Linked DNA regions of Mus musculus: regions 2 and 3 are each linked to region 1. A link is a loop called in an ENCODE intact Hi-C map of the cell type or tissue named here. Cell type or tissue: left cerebral cortex. All regions are shown on one strand.

Region 1 (8,000 bases):
TGTGACAGCATTTGCTCTTTGCACTTGTCTCCTGGCATTTATCATATGCTTCACTCAGTCACTCAACAAACCGTGAGTTTTGTTAGGCCCCGGGGGGAGAAATATCAGTGCGACACGACCCACTCTGAGGAGCTTGCTGTAGTAAAGATCGTCACAGTTATAGGATGGTAGTGTATAGCAGAAAATGGTTGGGAGTCACAGAAGAAGAAGCTGTAGATTGGGACGGAAGGATGCTTGAACTCCTGAAGGGTGGAGCCAGTGCGCTGTGCAGGTGGAGAGGAAGGTTCAGAAAATGGGATTGTTTACAGATCAGGTTCTGTGCGTGAAGGCAGAGAAGCAGGATATATTTTTAACTTTGGAAGTTTCCATGCCTTCTGAGGATGAACTAACCAGGACGAAATGAGGCTGATGAGCAGAGTTGTAGAGTCCCCAGTAGCATTCTGCTCCTCAGCAGATGCACAAGGAAGGTGGACAGCAGAGCTTTCGCTGGCTGAGGGCTGCGTTAGGAAAGGGTGAAAGTGAGCCTTAACTACTTCAAGTAACATGTTAAAGAACTGTTTTATTTGTGTGTGTGTGTGTATGTATGTGTGTGGGCATGACACCTGTGTGCTCGATCAGAGGACAACTTGAGGGAGTTAGTTTTGTCTTACCATGTGGGTCCTGGGGACAGAACACAGGCTGCCAGGCTTGGCAGTAAGCAATTTTCCCTGCTGAGCCCTCTCACTGCGCCCCCTAAGTAACAAATGCTTTCAAGAATTGTATTTGGAAGCCAGACCAAAGTGGGTTTCACTCGCTTCATTTAGAAGTAGATGAAATTTGCGGGCATAAAATTCTAAAGACTCTTTCAGTAATGTCGTTATGGCAGTGAGTCCTAGATAAGGAAACAGATGGAAAAATTGTCTAGTAGAAACAATCTCCTATTGCATGTAGTAGTAGTAGTCATCTTTCTGACACTATAACAAAATACCTGAGATAATTAACATAAGGCAAGGTTTGCTTGGGCTTACATACAGTTTTATAGGTCCCAGCCCACGATCAGGTGGGTCTCTTAGTTTTAAGCCTTTGGTGGGGTGCAGAGTGTTAATGGTAAAGGGGACATGGTGGCACCCATGGCTCACCTAATGGCCACGAAGCAAAAGATAAAGAAGGTACATAGGGTGTTCCCTGCCTTCTGGGGTCACATGCCCGATGACATAAGACTCTCTCGATTGTCCCCATCGTGTACAGGAGCTTCTACTTCCAAATGGTACGAAAACTGGGTGAAAAGCCTTTATCATATAGGACTTTGCGGATACTCATATCCAAATGATAGCCTATGCTATGAGGCAGACTTAGAAGACAAGAAGAGATGGAAGACATAGGAGAGCTACAGCCTAATAAATAGGTTCTCTTCTGCTAGGAAACAGAAACTGAGATCAGGAAAACAGAAAGGTAATAGCCTAAACAAGAGGAAGAACAAAGTATGTATGCATGTCTGAATGCCAGTAAGTATGATCTATCAACAACAGGAATTGCCAAGTGCTTGTTGTGGGTCAGGCACTACTGTTAAAGCTGTATGGACAACTTTACCTTATACCAGCCCTATCATACCAAAAGATTAACTTGTCTACCTGATAACTGACAGCAGGGCCAGGATTTGAACCCAGGCAATACGGCTATAAACCCCTACTCTTTTACTTTGAAATTATACTGTAGATGGAAAGAGTATTGAAGCTGCCTCTGCCTCCAGGTCCTAGTTGCTGGCAGATGCCCTGCAGTGACTGCTATAGTGAAATGACAAGCAGGCTGCTGTGATTCTATAGTCATAAAGGCACAAATGTTTTCCCTTTCCTCAGTCCAGGGACCCAGAGGCAAACTGACTACAAACACCTACGACTCATGAACTACATGGGCCTCCTATCTGTGTTTCTCAGAAACCTGCAAGAGGGGGAAGAATCCTGCTGTGTCTTCTGGAACTTACCTTTGTTCAAAATCCTTGCTGTGCTCTGTGTGTTGTTAATAACTTAATACTAATCTCTAACACATAGGGCAAACTGAGTCAGACCGAACCAAATCGAACTTTCGTCACTATAAATAGAACGCCATGATACATGAGGCAAAATTAAAAAAAATCAAAAGCCAGCAAACAAGCAAGCCTTCCCGGGTTTTCCCCCAAGGCATGGTTTTCTAAGGAACAAGAGACATGTTCTTGTAAGTTATACAATACCATATACCATATACCATATACCATATACCATATACCATAGCGCTCTGCTCAATAAACACTGGGTGCACTAAGACCGTATTTCTTACATTAAGAAAAGGCTAATATCAAACGGTTCAAACTGATATCTTGTGGACTGTGCTGGGTTGTTTTGTTCACTGTTGGGGAAGCCTTCCAATCAGGTAACACATAGTTAAGTCTTAAAGGATACATATACGTTAACAAAAAAAAAAAAAGTAGTAAGGGGTTCACGTTGGCTAGTTTTATGTCAACTGGGCACAAGCTGTGGTCATCTGAGAGGCAGAAACTTCGGTTGAAAAAAAATGCCTCCATGAGATGGGCTGAAGGCATGCCTATAGAGGAGTTTCACAGTGATTGATGAGGGAGGACTCTGCTCGTTGTAAGTGGTGCCACCCTGAACTGGTGGTCCTGAGTTCAGGCTGAGCAAGCCAGAGGGAGCAAGCCAGTAAGCAGCACCCCTCTATGCATCTGTATCAGTTCCTGCCTCCAGGTTCCTGCTCGCCTGTACTCCTGTCCGGACTTCCTTCTATGATGAGCAGTGAAGTAGAAGTAGAAGCAACATAAACCCTTTCCTCCCCAAGTTGCTTTCTTTGGTCATGGTGTTTCACCACAGCAATAGTGACCCCCCACCCCCCAACACAGACCAAAGTCGTTTATTTGATCTGCACAACACTTAGAACTCAAGCCAACATTTTTGAATCAGGAAATTTCACACAGAATATGACTTTCTAAGTGTCCCTCAAAAAAGCAGAATTTGACACTGCGTCTATACCTCCAAACAGCAAGAAGAGGCTAGAGACATGTAATGAGATCTCTAGTTGAGGTATATGGTGGTCCTAGAGTTTTCTTTGTGGTTTCCTCAAAATATGGGCCAATCTAAAATGCTAGGTATTCAAAAGTCTTTGACAAATCACCATCTGAAACCACCCACTTCTCCTTCTATACTTGAAAAACATCTTCAGCTTCTTTTTTGTATGTGGCTATTTTCTGTCTTGATAAATTCAATCACAGCTCTTGAATCACAGGTTATTTTGCTGATCTGGCACAACACTTAGTATGAAAAAAAAATCTGTATTTCTATGATGACCGTCACCAAGATTTACTAATAAGGGATGACAAACATGTCTGCTATCAATGCACCTTGATTCTGATACATTGCTTCTACTTTCCTCGTTCTCCATATATAGGGATGGCCACCAGGGACCTGTGTCCTATATGCAAAATCTCCCTTTCAGTCGTGCCTAATTTCAAGGTTTATAAAGAATTTGTGAAAAGCCACTTATTCCAAGACAATAATAGTTCAGATGCTCTGCATTAAATATTTCCTGTTTTATTTTAAATTGAGACCCCTTGGCTAGACGAAAGGTTAGTAAAGATATAATTTTGTGGACTTCCCCTGAGTCTTCTGCAGGGCTTATCAGTTAGTATCGAAGCTGTTTATTCTTCTAGTTCGCTAGTTCACCATTTTCTTAGCACTAGAAGGCATTTCATAAGCCTGCGTCCTGTTTAACTGAAAGAAAACCCATGTTGCCCCAGGGCCCATTTTCCTTAAAGAAGAATCATTTCCAAGAGCTCCCACCTCATAACGTCAAGTAAGATAGGCAAGGACAACTGCCCAAAAGAGTGCCCTTTGGGGTGCCTGACAATTCCGGTAGAGCAGTCCTACTAGCACAGAGGGGCCTCTGACTTTCGCGGACTGGGTTAGGAATTAGCCGCCTAGAGCTCCTGGCCGAAGCCCCACCCCGCGGCCCGTGACCCCACCTCGCCTGCTGTAGACCGCCGTCCTTACCTGCGCGCCACACGGCCGCGAGCAACAGTCTCCTTGAGCTTGACAGCCAGACATGGTTCTGACTCTGCTCCGTTATCTGTCCCGCGCTCGTTCCAAGTCTGAGCGGCCGGCAGAACGCTATTAGGCGACAGAGCGGGCAGCCTGGGGGCGGAGCAAGAGTGAGAGGCGGAGTCTGAGGGGGACCTCGTCCCTTTGGAGAATCTGCGGCGGCGCAAACCGGCCGGTGGGCGTGCCCGTGAAGGTTGGAGGCGGTGTTAGAAGGACTAGTCCTCCAGTCCAAGGCGGGGAGCGTGCGCTGTGGGCGGGGCCAGCCCATGCAAGGCGGGGCCTGGACGGGCCTTGAGGCCGCCAATCTAGTTGACTTGCGAGCTTTCCCGGAGAAAGCCGGGAAGATGGCGGCCTCCTGGAGGCTTCACTGTAACCAGCCGCTGCTTCGGTACCTTCTGGGATTTAGCAGCCGTCGAAGCCTGGGACTGGCTCAGGGTGCTGCTGCTTGGCCTGTCGACCGTGGAGCAAGTTGGAGGTGGTTTCACAGTACTCAGCTGCTGCAGGGTGAGTGGCTTGCGCTCGCTCCACTTCTCTCTTTAGCTGAGCAATGGGGCCTGGGTCAGGGGCTTTCTTGATTGGGGACACGGTTTGTGAGGTTAAGTGCGGACTCTTCCTGTTCCTTTCAACCTCCCCCAGAAACGGGCCTGCTGACTTAGCCTATGGCATGCGGCAAAAGAACTGTCTTCAGACTTGGGAGAGCATGGTTCCGTCCTTGGCCTGCCTTCAGGGCTACATGGCTTCTCTGTGACCTTGCTTTAGAATTTGAGAAATTTCGATGTCACCTAGGGAGGGTCTGTTTTAAATCCCTCTATTTTAGACCCTTATCAATCACATGTCAAATTTCTTTAATTTTACCATTCCTCTCTAATGTAATATAGCTGCCCATACATTCAAAGCCACTATTACCCATACTGATTCATTCAAAGGACCTGTCCCTATTGGAAAACTTTAAATCTTACTGCACTTAATGTATGCAGCATACAAGACTTAACTTAGAAAATACAGAATCACAGACATTGCTAGAATGTTTCAAGTAAAATATGTGGCATGAAATTCATACAGCCTATTACATAAAATTGTTCTTAAGCAGTGATATTGAACTCGGAGATATACCCACTGTCCTTCCGTTATTTAACATACAGCATATAAAATGGCAGACCTGGCATTATTCTTCCTTACGTGTATGAATATGGGCTGGGGGTTAGGATGGGGGCACAGAAAACAGTTTTAGAAACCATTAGACATTTAAGTAATCATTCTTACCACCACCTGGTACAGTAGGCCTAGCCCACACTTTCTGAGCTGTCTGAGGCCACAAAACAAAACAAAAAAAAAGAAAAAGAAAAACAATAAAATCCGTGTGCTGAGATTTCTAAAGAGGGGCTAATAGGGACAATTTACCTAAGTCATTTTTGGAGTAATGTTTAATAAATACTTCCTGGATATTGTCTTTAACTGTATAGTATATAATATTTTCTCTGCCTGGTCCTCATTTGTTAAAACTGAACTTGCCTACACTTAGCAGAAACTCTGACTCAGGAATCTGCACCTTATACTGTTGTGAGTTTAATGGAGCACACTTTTGAGACTCCCTGCCTCAAAACATCGAGGAATATGAAAGCTTAGATTGGGAAAAATACCTGTGAAATGGCCTATCCTTGCTTGTGAGGTCTTTTTGAGAGTGTGAATTTCCTAAACTCTGTTTAAAAAGGAAAGAGTGTGTGTTCTTAGACACAAAAAATGAGTAGTTTCCAAGATTTTTCTTAGAGTCAGCTGCTTCTGCCTTTAGAAATTCACATGGATAGTTTTCATCTGCTAAGTCTTGGCATTTTACCTGGACTTATCCTCTACCTCCGGGTAGATACCTTGAACACCTTGTCTGTCGGCATCATTTGTAGGAAGATGGTGCTGAATCCCAAGGCAAACTGAGTAGTTTTATTATCACTACCCACTATCCACTTAAAGTACACATTCATTGTCTTAAAGCTTTTGGGGTCAGAAGTATAAAATGAATCTCACTAGGCTAAAGTCAAGGCGTCTAGCCAGGATTGTCTTCTTTGGAGGTTCTAGTAGGCAATCTGTTTCCTTGTTTTGTTTTGTTTTAGTTTGTTTGTTTGTTTGTTTGTTTTTGCTTTTTTTTTTCCATCCAAAGCCTTCTCAGATTTGTGGGCTCTTAGTTCCTGTCTCTCCTCCAGCTCAGTAACAGCGAGTCTAGTATTGAGCACACTTGTATCTCTCCACACTTCCTCCTACCTCGCTTCCATCGAGAGGATGAAGTCTTGTTGCTATGTTGGGCCCAGCAGGATAATGGATTTTTCCCCATCTCAGGATCAGTTGATAACAACCTCCATCCACGTTCATCTTAATTCTGTCTTGTTCTGTGAGATAGCATATTTGTAGATTTCGGACATTATGACAGAGACCTCCAATAGAGGCATTATGCTACATGTGGAGCCCGAATCTTTCTACCAACTCTTACCAATACGATTTTGTTAAGCTACTTGAATACATTAATTATTTTAGAAAACATGAACTTAGAGGGTTGGCTTTCTTTTTTTTTTTTTTTTTTTCATCCTCGTACTTTAATAAAACTAAGCTGGTTTTTGTATCATCAGAGACTGAATTAGGTGCATTTAGTGAACCCACTTCTCTTTCACATACTTATGTAGGATTTTAAAATCTGTAAATTTGGAAGTACTCTTGTTTTGTTTTCCCTAAAGGGGATTTGTTGGCTGCCTTTGGGAGTTATGGCATGGGCTGTGTGCTTAACACTTCTTAGAATTTTTTATTGAGTTCTAACGATCTAAAACTTCGGTATTATTGCTGTTTATTTGTGTAAAACTACAAAAGTTCAGAAAAGTGAAGCCTTGCAGCTGTGTTTTAAGTGCACTAATCAGTGCTCTGTGTATTTATGCTTAACAAATCCCTTCTTTCAGTTTTTCAACTGAAATGTTTATTGAGAAAGCAGTGTTACTTATCTCTTGCCTGATTTCGTAAAGGAACAAATGTCTATCAGAGAGTGGGCACGTGACAGCCTACTTACAAAGTGTGATCTCCTGACCAAAACACATTCTCAGAATTCTGTCACATGGCCCATTCAGATATACAGTCATATTTAATTCTGTATATGCAATCCTGAATTATTTGACATCTTTTTTTTTTTACAGTATTTATAGACTACTTGTGAGAGATTAACAGTGAAGACAGGTTTTCAGTGGTATATGCAGTGTACCCTAGGAAGTAAGTCCATGATGAGGCAAGATGTGTGCAGAGGAAAAAGTGGCAGTCCTCCAGCCTGAAGGCACAGCAGGGACTCCAGAAGCCACAGTGTTAATCACAGAATGACACAGCATTGGAATTCTCTGTTGTTATGCTTTTAGAAAAGACAAGATTTGGATTATATTTTTTTTTTTTACTATTCTTTTATTTGGGTAGGGATAGGAGTGCCACAGCATGTATTGAAGGTCAGAGGACAACTTGTGGGATTCAGTTCTCTCCTTCCATCATTGGGTTCCAGGGACTGAACTCAGGCCACCATTCTTGGCTGAAAGCTCTTTTACTTGTCAAGCCACTTCGTGAGCCAGAGACTTGGATTTTACTAAGGTATTAAGCATTACCCCAGGCGTCAAGGTGGAACGTTGCTTGTGTTTTGCAATCACTTCTACTCATTCTTTTCATACACTCCTGGAATTTGAATATGTTCTCCGAAAACTTATATGTTGGCAACTAAACACCCAAATCCACTTGATAATGGTAGAGTAGAAGGTTAGAATTAGGTGAAACCAGAAGAGTAGTGCCCCATGATAGATAGCATTAATGTCTTAAAAAGAGGAAGTCAAACCAAACCAAGCTAGCATACTTGGTCACTGCTGTACCAAATCCCCTTGCGTTGTATTGGGCAGAACTGATTCATGAACCAGTTACTGACTCTGTAATAAT
Region 2 (8,000 bases), 270 kb after region 1:
TTTGTTTAGCCTGTGTTAAATTAAACTCATTTAACTATACTTAAAGAAAATGTGGAGGGAAATATTTCCAGGCTAGACTCTTGACTGAGCTATGATACAAAGTATGGATAAGAGGAGAATTTCAGATATGCACAGTATCCAAGCCCATTCAGTCATTCTCAGGCAACCCCCAAAGAATGCATTCTACCTAAAATTAAATGCTATCAAGAAAAGAAAGATGTGAGGGTGAAGAAATAAAGAGGATTCTTTAAATGGCGGAAGGAGATCCCAGGGGATGATGGTCCATCCAATCTAGGGGGAAATCAGTCCAAATTAGAGAACAGACTAAAAATAGAACAAATACATGGTTTGCCTCTGTTGACTCCTAATTAAAAAGGGATTCACATTTTGCTTGTATCAGCTAACTGCCGATGCAGTAAGATGAGCTCTAAAATTAGATGCTTAAAATAACAAACATTAACGTATTTCTCCCAAGTCTGAGGGTTGATTCAGTCTCTCTGCTGATCTGGGCTGGCTCAGTTGACTCATTCATGTTTATGTTGTTGATAAACTGCTTGGAGAAACACTGCCAGTCTAGGATGGTTTCATCTCGGATGCCAAGATTGTTTCCATATGTATCTCACATGCTACCAGCTGGCTTGTATAGGCCTGGCAGGGACCTAGAAAGAAAATGAATGCTTACATAGCTCCTAGTGGTCAAAGCCCAAAACTAACTTTGTATGATTCCACCATATTGTTTTGGCCAAGCCCAAACCCAAGTGCAACTTAGATTTAAAGGAGAGAGAGAGACAGAGACAGAGACTGAGAGACAGAGAGAAACAGAGAGACAGAGACACACAGAGAGATTGATTGATTCTGTCTTCCAGTGGGAAGAGCTATAAAGATACCTTCCAAAGAATGAGACAGGAGGAGACCAATTACAAGGCCTTTTAGTACAAACAGTTTATAGTGGGTGTGTTGAAAGATTTTCATGGCTTAAGGCTACCTCTGATATTTATGTTTATGTTTATGTTCATGTTTTTGTTTCAGAAACACCATTTAGGCCATAGCAGTAACATAGCATGGAAAACCATGAACAAATTCATAAATGCCATTCTATTGGAGAAGAAGGAGCAGACACACGCAAGTATGTATGTTTGGGAGTATCCAGAGCATTATAAAGATCACGAGCACTGGTGTCAGGACTAAAAGCTGGGTTTTTTAATATTGGTTCTTTCACCTACTTAGCAGTCGGATCCTGCTTACATTTCTTAAATAACTGGAGTTGTAGTTTATCACCCGAAATAAAGAGTGGGCAGGAAAAGTGTCCACGGCTAGGGTATTAGGTAAGGTTCTTAGTGTTATCTGGTGTGTTATAGGCTCTCAAAATGTTAATTTCAAGGCTGAGGAGATGGTTCATTCAATAAACCATCTGCTGTCCAGGCACGAGGGCCTACCTGAGTCCACATCTCCAACATCCAAGTAAAAAGCCACATGTGGAGGTACCCCAACCTCTGGGACCCCCAGTATAGGCAGATCTCTGGGGCTCACTGGTTAGACGGCCTGGCTTAAAGGACTTCCATGTTCAGTAAACGACCCTGTTTCAAAATCAAGGTGGAGAACAATCAGAGATGTCAAGAACCTTTGAAATCAATCTCTGGTCTTCCCATAGGTGCATACAGCCATAGGAACACATTCATACAATACAAACACGCAGACATATAGACACACACACACATATGCACACACATGCATGAGTACACAACACCTACTGACACAGACACACAAACAAACATACACACATGAATTCCTACCTGCCATGTCAACATTTATACAGTAGGTCTTTAGTTTCTTCCTTCCCCATCCCTTCTTGTTTCCTGAACTCTGACCCTAATTGTGTGGTTATTAACTTAGGGTGACTATATCCATATTATTTAAAGATCTAAGGCACCTTGTGAGGCAAGCTCATTGATTTTCACAGAAGAGCTTTTGTTTTCAAAGCAAGACCTAAGAGCAAGGAGTCACCAAAGCAAACATCTGGTATCCTTGATGAAATATCAGCCTATCCAAGATGTGGCTACACATTAACCAAAATTGGGCACCAAGCTGTGGCTTTTGATGTCATCCTCAGGAAGTGTCTTACCCCACCTTTACTCAGATTGAGCGCACTCCCCCTTCCTAGTACCGCCTTGACCGTGTCCACCTGTCACTAACATAGTTCAATCTTATCAGTTTCCCCATTGTCCTCTCTCTTCCACTTTGGCAAACTTATTGAGAACAGGCTTTGTGTTTGTACCTCCAAACGGGAACAAACATCCCAGCTCAATTATGGCCTCCAAAGTTACTATCTAGTACTGATCACTTATGAATGTCTGTGTTTATACATTCAACTAGTGATGAAGAAATCCTTATCCCATTTTTAATGGATGAGTCAGCTAGGAACACAGAGAAGTATATTGTAGTCTCCAAACCACCCAAGTAGAAAGTGGTAGAGTTATGCTGGAGTTCTGACTTCCCCTGTCTCATTGCCTATTGTCATAAGTTTGTTAACTTGAATTTGTTGATATTAAGAGATCATTTTCAAACCTTATAAGCCAGGCCAACACTCCAGAGCTCTCTGTGGGAGTCAAAGAGTCTTCCTGAAGCATAAGTGAAGATATGTACCATGTAGGCTATATTGACGAAGGAGTTTATTTAGAAACCTATAAACACCTCCTAGATGCTGTATTTATTGGAAGAAGGAGGATCAGGTCATGTGGAAGTGTGGGGAGTTGTGCCATGGTGGCCCACGCAAAGGGTCATAGAGTTAGGAAGTCTGATCCAGCACCCTGGCCTCGGGCCCCACTTCTTGCCTCTGCTGACATCTAGTCTTCAACACCAGTAGTTTGTTTGCTTGTTAGGGCTCCCCATCTCCCGCCCCTTCCATCCCACCCTCCTCAGGCTTCCAGACTGCTGACCTCATCACGTGGTGACTGCTGTTTTCCAGCAGCTTCATCCAAACCACTTCCTCCATCCTCACCCCCGGAGGAGAAATGGCAAAAACTCCAGGAAAAGCAGCTAACATCTAGTTTTAGCATGACCGTCTTTAAAGTCAGACCCTGGGTTCAAACCCAACTTTGCCATACTTTGTTTACTGATGTGTATCTTAAGTAATTTAGCAATGATGTGTCTTCATTTTCTCATCTGTAAGATGGGAATAGTCATTTCTATCAGAAAGATATCTGGGAAATTGAATGAGACAAAAAGACAAAATTTGATAGGAGCATATGGCTTTTCTGTTTCTCATTCCTCACACCAGAAGTGCTGACACCCTAGTCTTCTCACCCAGATACTCAAATAGCTATTAGAGAGGAAACAGGGACCTCTCTTGTTTTCTGGGGAGTGTGGAAGTAGGCAGGTATGTTACTGCTTTTTATTTTATTTTATTTTATTTTATTTTATTTTATTTTATTTTATTTTATTTTATTTCACAAAGGCCTTGCCAGAACTTGGTGTCCTCTAGATGTAGAGAGGAGAGAACGGCTACCCATTCCAGGGCCCAGCCTCCTCAGAATCTAGGCAGACAATTTGGAATTTATCTGCTTAGAAGTGGGGAGGCAGGTTTTGAGCAGTTGGAGACCTGAAGGAAATTCAGATTTCTGATGAAGTCAGTGGAGTTCTTGAGAGCTTTGCTTTTTTACTTTCTCCCTCCTATCACTTGAAGTCTCCTCAAGAAATAGAGAATATCCAGAAAAAGATGTCAGAAAGATAAAAGGAGAAGGGTGAAAAGAAGAAAGGGATCAAAACAGTTATCCAGGAGCACTCAGATAACGGTTGTTTATTAAGTCTCATCTGTGAACACAGTAGCCACATAAATCACAGTAGCTGTAAAGCAGTGGGTTTTAAAAAACAAATTTCTAGACTAGCTGCTCTTGGCTTCTCTTCTAACTGTTTGAAGCCAAGGTTTGGGAAACCACTGAAGCTCAGAAATACAAAGCCCGAGTTGCAAAGCCACTAGTGATGCTGGAGTCTCTCTCAGTGCTGGAGCTTCTCTGAATCAGAAAAAAAATCCCTGATACCTGGGTTCATGTACCTCCTAGAAACTGTCATTTCTTTGTGGCTTTAGGCCAACTTGTTGGCTATTTCTGGCCTGTTGATAATGTGCCCTCTAGTGGAAATCCCAGAAACCTCTCTTTGATCTTTGTGGAAGTTGAATGCTATTTGATTTCAATCCTGAATCCTCAAGGCAAATCTAGAAAGAAGAAGGAAGGTGAACGTGGGGATCCTTTCACTAAAGGCTTGTGTGGAGAAGCAGTGTTTCTGGGTAGTCTGGGCTCAAGCATTCAGATAGTGTTCCATCTTCTGGTTTAGTCAGCATCTTGTATTTGAAAAGGATTCACAGATCATGGGGGAAAGGAGACAGTAAGCTCCAGCATGACCATCATTTGCCCCCTATCTGCTAATTTCTAGACATTTTCTGGTCTATTTGGAGACATCCTTATCCGAGGAGTACAAAGAAGAGTAGTCAAGTGACTTTTCTGAGGAAGATACAAAGAAAGATTTTGACCTGTGACTGATGACCCTGGGCACTGGTTATCTTTCAGGCACTGTCTTAGACATAGTGCATACCAAACTTGAGTTTCTTTCAGTAGATACAGACAATAGAATGTGGTTTACAGAGTTATGAGGACAAAACACATTGATGTCTTAAAGGTCTCAGAATATTGTCTAGCAAGGAGCACTCTGTAAGCACACACATTAAAGTGAGAAAAGTAAAGCAAGACACTGAGCACCTGAGATAAAGCTCCATTTATCCTCATCCTACAGATAGGAAGAGCCAGGCACAGCAAGCATGGCCACTCCACTAGAAAGGGGCAGGGCTGAGCTCTGCATGAACAGCCTGGGACAGAAAACATTCTTTGAACTCCTACATCACTTTGTTTTTATTTGAACACATCAAATCCTCTTTGTGAGGGTTGGTGTGAGGGTGCAGTTGTGTAGGGGGTACATGTAGAGTCTAGAAGTTAGCCTTAGGTGTTGTTCTTCGGGACACCATCCATTTGGGGGTTTTGTTAATGTTGTTGGTTTGTATGTTGTTTCATTTTGTTTTGACGCACGGTGTCTTACTGGCTTGGAGCTCAGTGATTCAGCTAGGCTGGCTAGCTAACAAACCCCAGTGATCCACCATGCTCGACCTTTTATAGTTTTTACTGAGTTCTGGGGATGAGACTCAGGCCCTCGTGCTTGCACAGCAGCAAGCATCTTGACCAATTGAATTCTCTCCCCATCCCTTTAACTAACAAACCAGCCCTCTCAACAGAAGTATTTTCATTGTACTTCCCAAAGAAAGTTGGTGTCAACTCTAATAAACCATTAAACAAATTTCAAGGTGATCAAAATAGATAAAAATGACTCTAAAACAAGATTTGCTCATTAGACAAACAGGTGAATTATAAGTGGGTGGTCTGATTTCACTCCTGTTGCTGGGATAAAATACCTTGGTGAAAAAAAAAACAACTTAGGAAAGAAAGGGTTTACTTTGGTTTACAAATCTAGATTACAGTCCATTGTTGTAAGAAAAGTCAGGGAAGAAACTCAAACATCTAGAAAAAATGCATCTACAGTCAAGACAGAGATAAATTGATGCATATATTCTTGCTAATTTACTTGGGTTTGCTACTGTCATACAGTTTAGGATCCCCTGCCTAGGGAATGATGCCTCCCATAGTGAACTAGATCTTTTCACATCAATTGACTTAATTAAGTTAATCCTCCATATATAGTCCCAGAGGCTCACCCAATGTGGAGAATCCTTCATTGAGACTTTATTCCCAGTGATTCCAGGTTGTGTCAAGTTGATAGTTAAGGCTAGCATTCACAGTGTAGTACAGATAACATGTTAAGTTGTATTTGAGGATCTGATCAACACTCTGCTAGATTAGGCTCTATGTTTTCACTTACAATTATCCTTGTGGAAAGTTGAATTTGCTAGAACAAAATATAGAATCAGTCAATAAAGATATAAGATATAGCTTATTTTTATTTTAGTAGGCTCTTAAAAAGTTAACATTAAAGGTCAAAAAGTATTGGTTGACTTTATTTACAGAGTAAGATAAATAACTAATATCTACCTTCTGGAAAATTTTTTATGTCCATTTATGCACAAATGATCAATAACAAGAAACATTAGATAGAAGGAGAAGAGAAACCTAGCTCCCTGGCTCCTTCAAATTGTTTCAGGGATCTGAATAGTAATGCAGTGTCCGGATGCCTGTGGTGTACATCATAACTGAGATTTAAATAGGAGTAGATCCTTCAGACCATGTGACCAGAGGCTAGGATAATGTTACTGTGGCATCATTGGGGATTTAAGCTCAAATCATGCTCAAAGTGTTTTCTGTGCCACAAATAAATTCTAAATATTTTAGCAAGTCCAATAGTGGGTTGTACTTCAAATAATGTCATTGTGGCTGAATAGGCTGAGATATCCCACCCATCTCCAGCATCTAGAGAAATGTGTCTTAAATGTATTCCTTGGTGTATAGTAATGTCTGATAAATTAACACAGAGGCAAGATAGGGATAGTTATTTTTATTTTGCATGATAAGTTAGGTGTTAGTTTTGCTAGGATGAATATCAATATGAAGTGGTGCAATTGTACTTGTTATCCGGGTCAGAATAGGGGCTTTCCAGGAGAAATTAATGTTAAGATAGTAAGACTGGTTGAGTTTGCAGTAATCCTGGGGAAATCCAGCCACAAGCCAGGTGGAAGCTCCTTTCCTCAGTGACCAGAGATGAACTTCACCCTGAAAAACCCAGAGGCTGCAGGATCTACCGATCCTACCCTTCTCCATGGGGAGTGATCATGGCCCAAGGAGGATAAATGTGATTGGCACTCAAGGATGGAGGGTTGGGAAGCTGAAGAGCTGTAATAGGCAGTAGTTTCACTGTTTGCATGGGGATTAGGGATGGCCCAGGGACCAGGGAGGCTATGAGGGTAGTAGTTAGAGTTAAAGGAAGAGAGATAAGGCAAGTAGTTAAGAAGAGATGAGGAACACCTCTAGCTCCCCACTCTGCCCACACCAGTAGAAGCACACACATAGCATAAGCACTCAGACATACACCAAGACACACTACATGTCAAACGCATATGTGAATACGTGGATATACACAAGCTTTCTGACTTTGGGGTAAAGAACTGGATCTCCTTCCTTGCCCACACCTTTACAAGAATTACATAAAGCTTTCAATCAACTAGTAGGTGAGTATTCCACTCTTACAGTTAGGTTCACATTCTTTGTCATGATCCAGTACCTAGAACTGCCTGTCACATTGATGCTCAGTTAGATTGGATAAGTACACAAATGAATGACAGCCGGAAACACTCTAGATAGCAGGAAAAGAGAAACCAATTCACTGGCTGTGCTTTAGGGCTCCTCCAGGCTCCCCGAATGTCTGGTTGCTTCCAAACTAAGTCATAACCTACGACTAAAGTAGAATATGTTCTGCAGGTTAGTTATCATGGTGTCACTGAGATGTCAAGGTGGACCTAGCTAGTGGAGTGATGACATGCGTGTGCTTCTTCTAAGGAAGAGGCAGCTCACCCTGGCCTAGAGACAATATGAACGAGAATGAGCTGCTGCTCCCATTACAGAGGAAGTGAGTGGTTGAGCTGAGATGACTTTTTTCTTCTTGTATCTTTCCCTTTCCTTTTCCTCCCCCTTCACTTTCTTCCCTTTTCCTTGCCTCTTTTTGTCTTCCCTATTCTACTCTACTCTACTCTACTCTACTCTACTCTACTCTACTCTACTCTACTCTACTCTACTCTACTCTATTCTATTCTATTCTATTCTATTCTATTCTATTCTATTCTACTCTATTCCACTATATTAATCCAAGGTTTCGTGTAGCCTAGACTGGCTATGTAACCAAAGACAAGCTTGAACCTCTGATCCTCCTACCTCCACTTTCCAAGTGCTAGGATTACAATATTTGCCACCACAACCAGTTTTATGTGGTGCTGAGGATCCACTGAAACCAGG
Region 3 (8,000 bases), 480 kb after region 1:
CAATCTCATGAAGGAATGTTTCACTGAAACAGACACAGGAGAGAGGATGTTTCATTAAAGCAAACTTGATGAAGGATTCCTTGCTAACAAAACGCATGCATTGGTCCACCTTACATTTTGTAGTTGAGCTCTGTTGTTGGGACTCTGAGGACTGGGGCTGATTGGATGCACATGCTGAGGAAGAGCCATGCTAAGGCAAGGCACATGGAGGAAACATGATGTTTGGGGGTGAGGGGAGTACAAATAGAACTCCATGGAGTGTCAGGGACAGGGCCTGGCTTGCTGGTACAGCTAGCTCTGCGATGCTTGTGGGTCTTCACTAATCTTTGCTTCCCTGAGAGAGGCACAGCTGAGAACTTCTGGTGTTCTTGTTGGTCTCTCTTGCTGACTCAAGCTGACGTTGAGGCCTGGCTGTCTCTGCTAGGTCATGTCACCACCATTGCTAACCCGACTCTGCTGAACTGGACTGCTGGCGTAGCCATAAAGTGTTTGAAAAGAGATGGAGCTACTGTGAACTGAACTGCAGATTTCCAGACAACACAGATGGGAGTTGCTCCAAAGAACCTTTCTAAACAGGTCCACGTCACCCATATCCTTTCTTTTACTCTACCTCTTGTCGGTGGTGGGTTACAAGGGAGGTTAAAGCATTTAAGAACCATCATTTAAAATAGAATTTGAAAAAAATTAAGTTACAGATTCCTGTCTCCCTTTCGCTGTCCCCCGACCCCTACCCAACCTTCCTTCTTCCTCTGATCCTCCTCGTCTCAAATTTTTCTCTTAGTCATCTCTGGATATGACTCGTGTGTTTGCCTGCACACACATCATCGTGGATGCTCTAGCCCTCGAACATTTGGGGGCATGGCTCACAGCCAGTTCTTCTGCTCCTCTGCCTCTGTCCAAACACAAGTAAGAAGATAAACGTATTAGGGGCCATAATCTCTCTCTATAAATCCTCTCATATGGGTTGCTTTCCTAACCTCTTTAGATCCCCAGTATCCTTCAGGGGTTGAAGCTTCAGAATCCCTGTGGTATTGGCTACGATGTCACACAGTAATATCCTCAGGGCTGTGGGTCCTCCTGAAGCTCATGTGGGGGAGCCAGGAGAAGCCTGAGGGCCACATTAAGTAAATACCATTTTTAGATGAAACTAGCTCCCTGTCCCTCGTCCTGTATAAAAATCAACTCCAAATAGATCTAAGATCTTAATGTAAGGCCTAAAACTCTGAATGTATTAAGGAAGGTAGGAAAATGATTCAAGATACAGGAATGGGCAAAGACTTTCTGAATGAGACTAAAGTCACTCCGGAAACAATGGCAACAGTTGGCAAACAGGACTTTGTGACATTAAAAACTCCTGCACAGCAAAGTAAATAGATAATCAAATGGGGAAGAAGTCTACAAAATGGTAGGAAAATCTTAAGTAGCTATATGTCTGAGATAGGATTAATATGTAGAATATACAAGGAACTCAAAAATTAAACCGTAAGAAATTGTACAACCCAATTAGTAAATGGGCTAATGAAATGGACAGTTTGCAAAAGATAAAACAAAAATAGCCAATAAACATGTGAAAAAAAAGTTCATGCTTGTTGTCCATCAAAGAAATATAAATTCAAACTACGTTAGGATTCCTTCACATCCCAATTAGAATGGCAGTCACTAAAAAATATGAATCACTATGAATATTGGCAAGAATTAGGGCAAAATGAAACCCTTATACACTGCTGGAGGGGAAATAAGCAAGTCTGGTTATTATGAAGTTTCCTCAAAAAAACAAAAAACAAAAACAAAACAAGACCCCAAGCTAGCACCACATGACCCAGTTCTTTCACTCATGGGTCTTCCCCTGAAGGTTGCCAAGCCAACACACAGCAGAGGCACTTGCACATTGACATGTATTGCAGAACTATTCACAATGTCTAAGTTATAGAACCAACCTAAGTGTCCAACAGCAAGGCAATGGCTAAGGAAATGTTACCTATATACTCGGAAATTTTCAGCGCTAAAGAACAAAGTTGAATTTGCAAGAAAATGGGTACAACTGGGGATGATGGTATTAAACACATTAGGCCAGTCTGAGGAAGACAAATATCACATGTTTTCTCTAAGATGTGATTGGCTCCTACATTTTACATAAATATATAAAAATCATGTATGTATATATGATGTGGAAGTAGAAGCGAAAGGGGGCTGATGGAAGATGAAGGTGAGAAAGTGGGGGTGGGGCTATGGAGAAAATATGCTCAATGTACAGTGTTGTGCACAATTGTCCTTAGGTAACGTGGTACCATGTACAATGAATATATACAATGAAAATTAAATTTAAGAAGAGAACCAAAACATCTGACCTCCTCCCACAAAAAAAAAAAAAATCTCATTCCAGAAACCAGCCCTGGAGGTCATCAGGACAGCTCCACAAAGGAAGTCAATTTTTTTCATGTGGGCACATGGGCTGGCAGATGTCACTACAGTGAACAAATGTGCGACGGAGATGGGGAAGATGGGAGCAGAGCAGTGCTCGCACTGTGGAGAGAGGCAGAACTGGAGATGCAATGACAGAGGCAGGTATGAAAGAGGGCTGGGGTTGACAGTGGATCAGGTTGTTGCCCATGAAGTGGCAGGATGGCAAGAAGCAGCCTGGGGCTCACACAGATGCAGCTCCGCCCTAGAGCATACCACCCAGCTGCAGGATCTCCCTGGCTCTAGGCAATGATGGAGACCGAAGGTGAACAATGGTTCACTTTCTGGATTAGACCTCCTCCAAGGGTCACCATAGTCCATGATGCTGCTGAAGCCTACATGTGGGTCCTACCACCAGGGGCTGTGTCTATGGTCTATGCTGTCACCAGAAAACACAAGGAAGCCCATGATCTGAGCTCCAGATCAAAGAGCAAGGAAGCTACTTTGGCAGTGATGTTGGTGGCTGCAGGCACTCAGTTGAAAAAGAGGAAGATGGAAGGCTTCTGGGATACCCCCTACTCAGGCCCCAACCCCCTCCCTGAAAAGTAACAGCCTAAAAAGGAAGCCACCAAGAGAACTCTTTAAAGTGTGACAAGGATGCTGGAGAATTGCTCCCACAATCGATGGCTTCTGGTTGAGGTGCAGGCAGAAAGGTCTCAGTTTTCTTTAGAGAGTAGGCTGCTGGGAGTTTGATCATGTTCCAGTAAGTCTACGGACAACACAAATTAGACTTGTTCTTTGTTGCTGTTGTTGTTGGGGAGTCACAGTGGGGTACAGATATGGAAGGAATGGGAAGTGAGTGTGATTGCGGACTATGATGTGAAATTCTCAAAGAGTCAATAAAGAGAAGCCAACTCTGCAGTCTAAAGAGCTCTGATATCAGCCTTGCTCTTGACTTTAGACACCAGCACCTCAAATCGCAAGCACTTAGTCACAGCCCTGAGTGCCACCATTGAAAGAAACTCAGAGTCACAGAGAAGTTGCTGGTTTGAGGACCTGGGAAAGAAGTACAGGTGAACTCAAAATGCTTATGAGGAGTGAAAAGGAGGAGGGAGGGGTGCTCAAAACCAGTGTGACGGTGGTTTTTAAAGTCTTCACTGGCCAAATCTGAGGTTCAGAAAGAAAAATTAGGCATCATGAAATACAGCTGTCATTCCAACACTTGGAAGGATGAAGCAGAAAGACAGAGGCCTCCAGGCCACAGTGGGCTACATCCTGAGACCCTGTCTCTCAAGAGGAAAACACAGGAAGGAGAGATTATGCTAACATCATAAAACACAAAATATTAACATTTGTAGTATTAAAAAGAGAAAGAATGTTACGTTTTGTAAAGTGATAATTGGTGAATCCAAGTAGACAGCATGGACACAGAGAGTTCTTTCAACCCTGTAGACTTGAAATTATTTTAACTGAAACATTGAGAAAGTACAAAGAAATAGATCTTTCTTTTAGTAATATAGCACCCATGGCTCCCAGCACAGATAGTTTTGAGACCATCAAACTATCTGTCCTAATGCAGAAAGATGAAAATGATCCAAGTCTCTGGGTTCTAGACTTAGGCATGCAGGTACTCTCCTGGAGACTAGAATCTCATAACCATGGATGAAACGATCACATACTGACTGTTACGACTGTAAGGAGGTGCCAATATCATCAAAAGTACAGACAGTAACAAATTAAGGTGCTGTTCTGTCTCTCTAGTTCCAAATGTCTGAGCCTCTCAGTGTTGACCTGCCTTCCCCCTTTCCTGCTAAGATTCTACATGTTACTCAGGAAGGGAAATGGAAAGTTTCCCTACAGGAAAGAAGCCCTCCTCCTTCAGGAGAAAGGACAGGCAGGAAAGGATTGTTTGAGCGCCATCTACTGGGAAAATAGTGGTACAGCCTTGCAGCACCTGTATTGTGCCCCAGCTAGAATAGGACCACCCAAGTATGGTATCCCCTCTTCACCTTCACAGAAGGCAGTATAATGGCCAACTCCAGATAAGCATTCAGCAGACAGACAAATGCATTGCTTCTTCCCCTGAATTTGCTTTGAATTTACATAGGCAACAAGTACCTAAGAACATGAAACTGCTGTCGTCTTGGGTTTGACCTTGTTTCCACAGATGGACTTCATTCTCCTTGAGGGTTCATTGTAATCCGTGATGACCAGACTGGGCTTCCATAAGAAATGCACCATTTGTACTTGCGGCTGTGATGGCATACACTGTGTGGAATGAGGCTTTCAAAACAGGCAGAATGCAATCAGAGCCTCCCATGTGTCCCAGACAGAATGGGATGCAGAGAGGAATCTGGCCCTTCTTCTGTTTGTTTACTTCACGGAATGGACTGCTCTCCAGGTTTGTTTTTACTTGGTCTTGTTGTTTTTATCTTCCTTTGCTGAATGGCAGGCTCTACCATGAAAGAGACCGGCTGCCTGCTTGTCGTTATGTGTCCAGCACCTGGGGTGCATTCCTTTGAATGAATGTACCATCTGATAAATAATACCACAAACTTCCTACTTATCCTGTCTAATGGGATCGGTATCTTCTCTGAGCTAACTCTGTTGTCCTGAAGAAAGCTCGACTTTTAGAGTGGTGCCTTTGGCAACCCAACAAGTCAGACTCTGCAGCCAGCTTTTATACTGAAGCTCAACCCAGCACACAACTGACAGAGACTTTAGGAAAGCCATGCATGGGATATCTCTGGCTACCTGCTATTCAGACGAACTTGAGGTCCCTCGCTATACTTCTAGCGTGTCAATGAGTGGTATCTTGCTCTTTAAGCTCCTCTCATCACTTGCTCTTTCCTCTCACCTAGCCACTGAAGTAGCATTCCTAGCTATGACCTTTGCACACGGCACTGGCTCCACTTCAATGAGCCTTTGATATATTGCTAGAATTACCTGTCAGGTGTCACTTTTCTGGCCTTCTGGGTTAGTTTTTGTCAGCTTGACACAAACTGAAATCAGTTCTCCTAACTTTGCAACAGACAGAGACCACTGCAAAAAATCACAGCTAACCAGAATGTAGTTCCAATAGATAAATTTACAGAATATTTCTGTACCTAAAACTCAGGAACATTATAGAGGAGGGGGCAGAAAGATCATAAATGCAAGAAGATCAGGGAGTTTGTTTGGAAATTGTGTCTCCTAGCAATATCAGAAGCTACTATTAAGTCCCATGCACGACTGCACGAGCTGAGTGAGGATGACATCAGTGGACTGGATGCCAAACTGGATGAAGAAAGGTCCACAAGGCTCAGCCATACACAAGGAACTCTAAAAAACAGAGGAATGCCAGGAATGGAGGAGGTGCTCGTCCCCAGGGAAGAGCACACCAATTAGTTGTTCAAGGCCAAATGGTCATCCCTGAAAATATACATATCATTATGTATATATAACATTATCCAGACTGAAGAGGTTATATTTAGGAATTAGATGTGTGTGTGTGTGTGTGTGTGTGTGTACATACATGCTTATGAATCTCATGTGTATGGATATCAGAGCAGCTTGAATGTCATTTCTCAGATATTTTCTATCTTTGTTTGCTTGTCTGTCTGTCCTGGCTGTTTGTTTGTTTGTTTGTTTGTTTGTGTCTATGCTTGGCCTGACACTCACCAAGTTGATTAAGCTTGGCCATCCACAATCTCCGTGATCCACTTGTCTCCAACTCCCCCTGACCATCATGCCCAGCTCTTTACATACGTGCTAAAGACCAAACCTGGGTCCTCATGCTTACGTGGCCAGCACTTCACTAGCTGAGCTCAATTTCCAGAACCCCACATCTCTCCTAATCTATTACTGAAAGCAGTTTTGTATTTGGACTTCCTACCATCTTATCAATTAGAGGTATATGGAAAACAAGTCAATATATCACTTCTGCACATAACATTGGGCTTTCACTATCTCTAAGCAAAGCACTAAATACTTCAGATGTACTTATCACACTTATTCAGTGCCATAGGATAGATAGCATTCTATAGTTTGTACCCTGATCATTGTTTTCTCCCACCATCGCATAGAGTAGCTGCCAAGGTGAAAAGCAGGTTATATCACACAGCTAACCAGCCTGGTTAAAAAAAAATCTACAAAGCCCCAAATTAAATTTCCTGGAATCCAATTAAAGTAGCACAGAAAATTTAAATCAGCAGTAGAGACCAGCACTTTAAAATTTACCCACCTTCTAGAACTGTTGTATTCACTCTGGAATATAAACTAACCCTTCTCTTCCTCTGGGTTTGGTGGAGTCTTAAAACTACTAGCATCTGGCTACAGATTAGGTCCAGTGGTTGGGACAGCATCACTATAAACAAAGTCTCTGTAAACTAGGAATGCCATTCACAGAAGTAAAGCTGATCACCCTGACAGCTTCTGACCCCACTAAGAAACAAACAAAGCAGATTTGCTGAAGTCCCACCACATGGGCCTGGCCATGGATACAGGCTCTCAGGAAACATCCTAGGCTAGCCATGAGGAGCATCCTGGACTGAGGGAGGTACCAGATTTCCATTCCAAAGCTCTTTCAAAGAGCTTTGAAGCTCAGAGAAGAATAACAATGACTAATCCTCTGAGATCAAGTACTTTCCAGAAGAATTCCCTTCCTGGGTAAAATGGTGTCCTAGCAGTTTATGTGGTTTCAAGAACTTAACCCAGGAGTTAAGAAATGTATCAAAGAAATTTCTATTTTAAATACATTACACAAGACAATAGTGAACCCTATTTCACTATCTGCTGATCAAAGCCACCTCAAAGTTGAATATCCATTATGGCACGCGAGTGTGTGTGTGTGTGTGTGTGTGTGTGTGTGTGTGTGTGTGTGTGTGTGTGGTGTGGTGTGAGTGTGTGTGTGTGTGTGTGTGTGTGTGTGTGTGTGTGTGTGGTGTGGTGTGAGTGTGTGTGTGTGTGTGTGTGTGTGGGGGGTGTGTGTGTGTGTGTGTGTGTGTGTGTGAGTGTGGTGTGAGTGTGTGTGTGTGTGTGTGTGTGTGTGGTGTGAGTATGTGTGTGTGTGTGGTGTGAGTGTGTGTGTGTGTGGTGTGAGTGTGTGTGTGTGTGTGTGGTGTTAGTGTGTGTCTGTGTGTGTGTGTGTGTGTGTGTGTGTGTAAGTATTTGGCTCTATTTGAGCAAAAGGTGAACTTGAGGTCAAGATAAGGAAGCTTCTAGAAACACAATCCCAAACATATGTCCACTATCCACCCTGGATAGATAGAAATCTATCTTTGTTTTGATAGTCCTATCTCTAGCCACGTGCATTCCAAAACTGAGATTCCAACAAGGTAAACATGAGTTGCATTCTAAGCTGAGACTTGGATGCTAAACCAAGCCAGAGCTTGTGCATGTGCACAGGGGGTCTACTTACGCATGCAGTCTCCTCCGTACCAGCCTGCCCTGCACTCTGCGCAGTAGAATCCCTTCACGTAGAAGTCATCCAGAGTTCCGCCCCAGGAGCCATTGCGGCAGCTCTTGCAGTTTTCAAAGATGGTACAACCTGAAACATTCCAAACTGTTAGTCTACACATTTTCAGATTTTTACTTTCTAAGGAGGCAAACTAAGTCTCTCT

Evidence for each region. Hi-C counts contacts between places; a loop is a spot of excess contacts. Peaks named below come from ENCODE experiments on the same cell type or tissue, not always from the same donor. Only the 100,000 strongest peaks of a DNase experiment are listed, where the experiment ranks them.
Region 2: it touches region 1 in a loop (2.3-fold over the local background); 9 of 42 quality-filtered maps call a loop at or near these places.
Region 3: a loop joins it to region 1, with 2.2 times the contacts of the local background. A loop is called at or near these places in 8 of 42 quality-filtered maps.

The regions. Positions count from the first base shown.
Region 1 is chr2:103,069,855-103,077,854 of GRCm38, reverse strand. It overlaps Pdhx (pyruvate dehydrogenase complex, component X), which reads left to right and starts at 4,342. Exons shown (of 11, transcript NM_175094.5): 1 at 4,342-4,565. The coding sequence starts at 4,406. Apip (APAF1 interacting protein) reads right to left here and starts at 4,180. Exons shown (of 7, transcript NM_019735.4): 1 at 4,014-4,180. The coding sequence starts at 4,067. In left cerebral cortex, a CTCF peak has its summit at 3,431; DNase peaks (open chromatin) are centred at 3,462 and 4,273; H3K4me3 peaks cover 2,430 bases; H3K27ac peaks cover 1,452 bases.
Region 2 is chr2:102,800,376-102,808,375 of GRCm38, reverse strand. No RefSeq gene overlaps it. Among named protein-coding and RNA genes, the nearest start is that of Gm13872, 58 kb to the right of the region's middle. In left cerebral cortex, a CTCF peak has its summit at 4,131 (motif pointing left); DNase peaks (open chromatin) are centred at 551 and 4,108.
Region 3 is chr2:102,586,522-102,594,521 of GRCm38, reverse strand. Pamr1 (peptidase domain containing associated with muscle regeneration 1) reads right to left here. Exons shown (of 11, transcript NM_173749.4): 3 at 7,799-7,927. Among named protein-coding and RNA genes, the nearest start is that of Pamr1, 41 kb to the right of the region's middle. In left cerebral cortex, a CTCF peak has its summit at 4,325 (motif pointing left); a DNase peak (open chromatin) is centred at 4,307.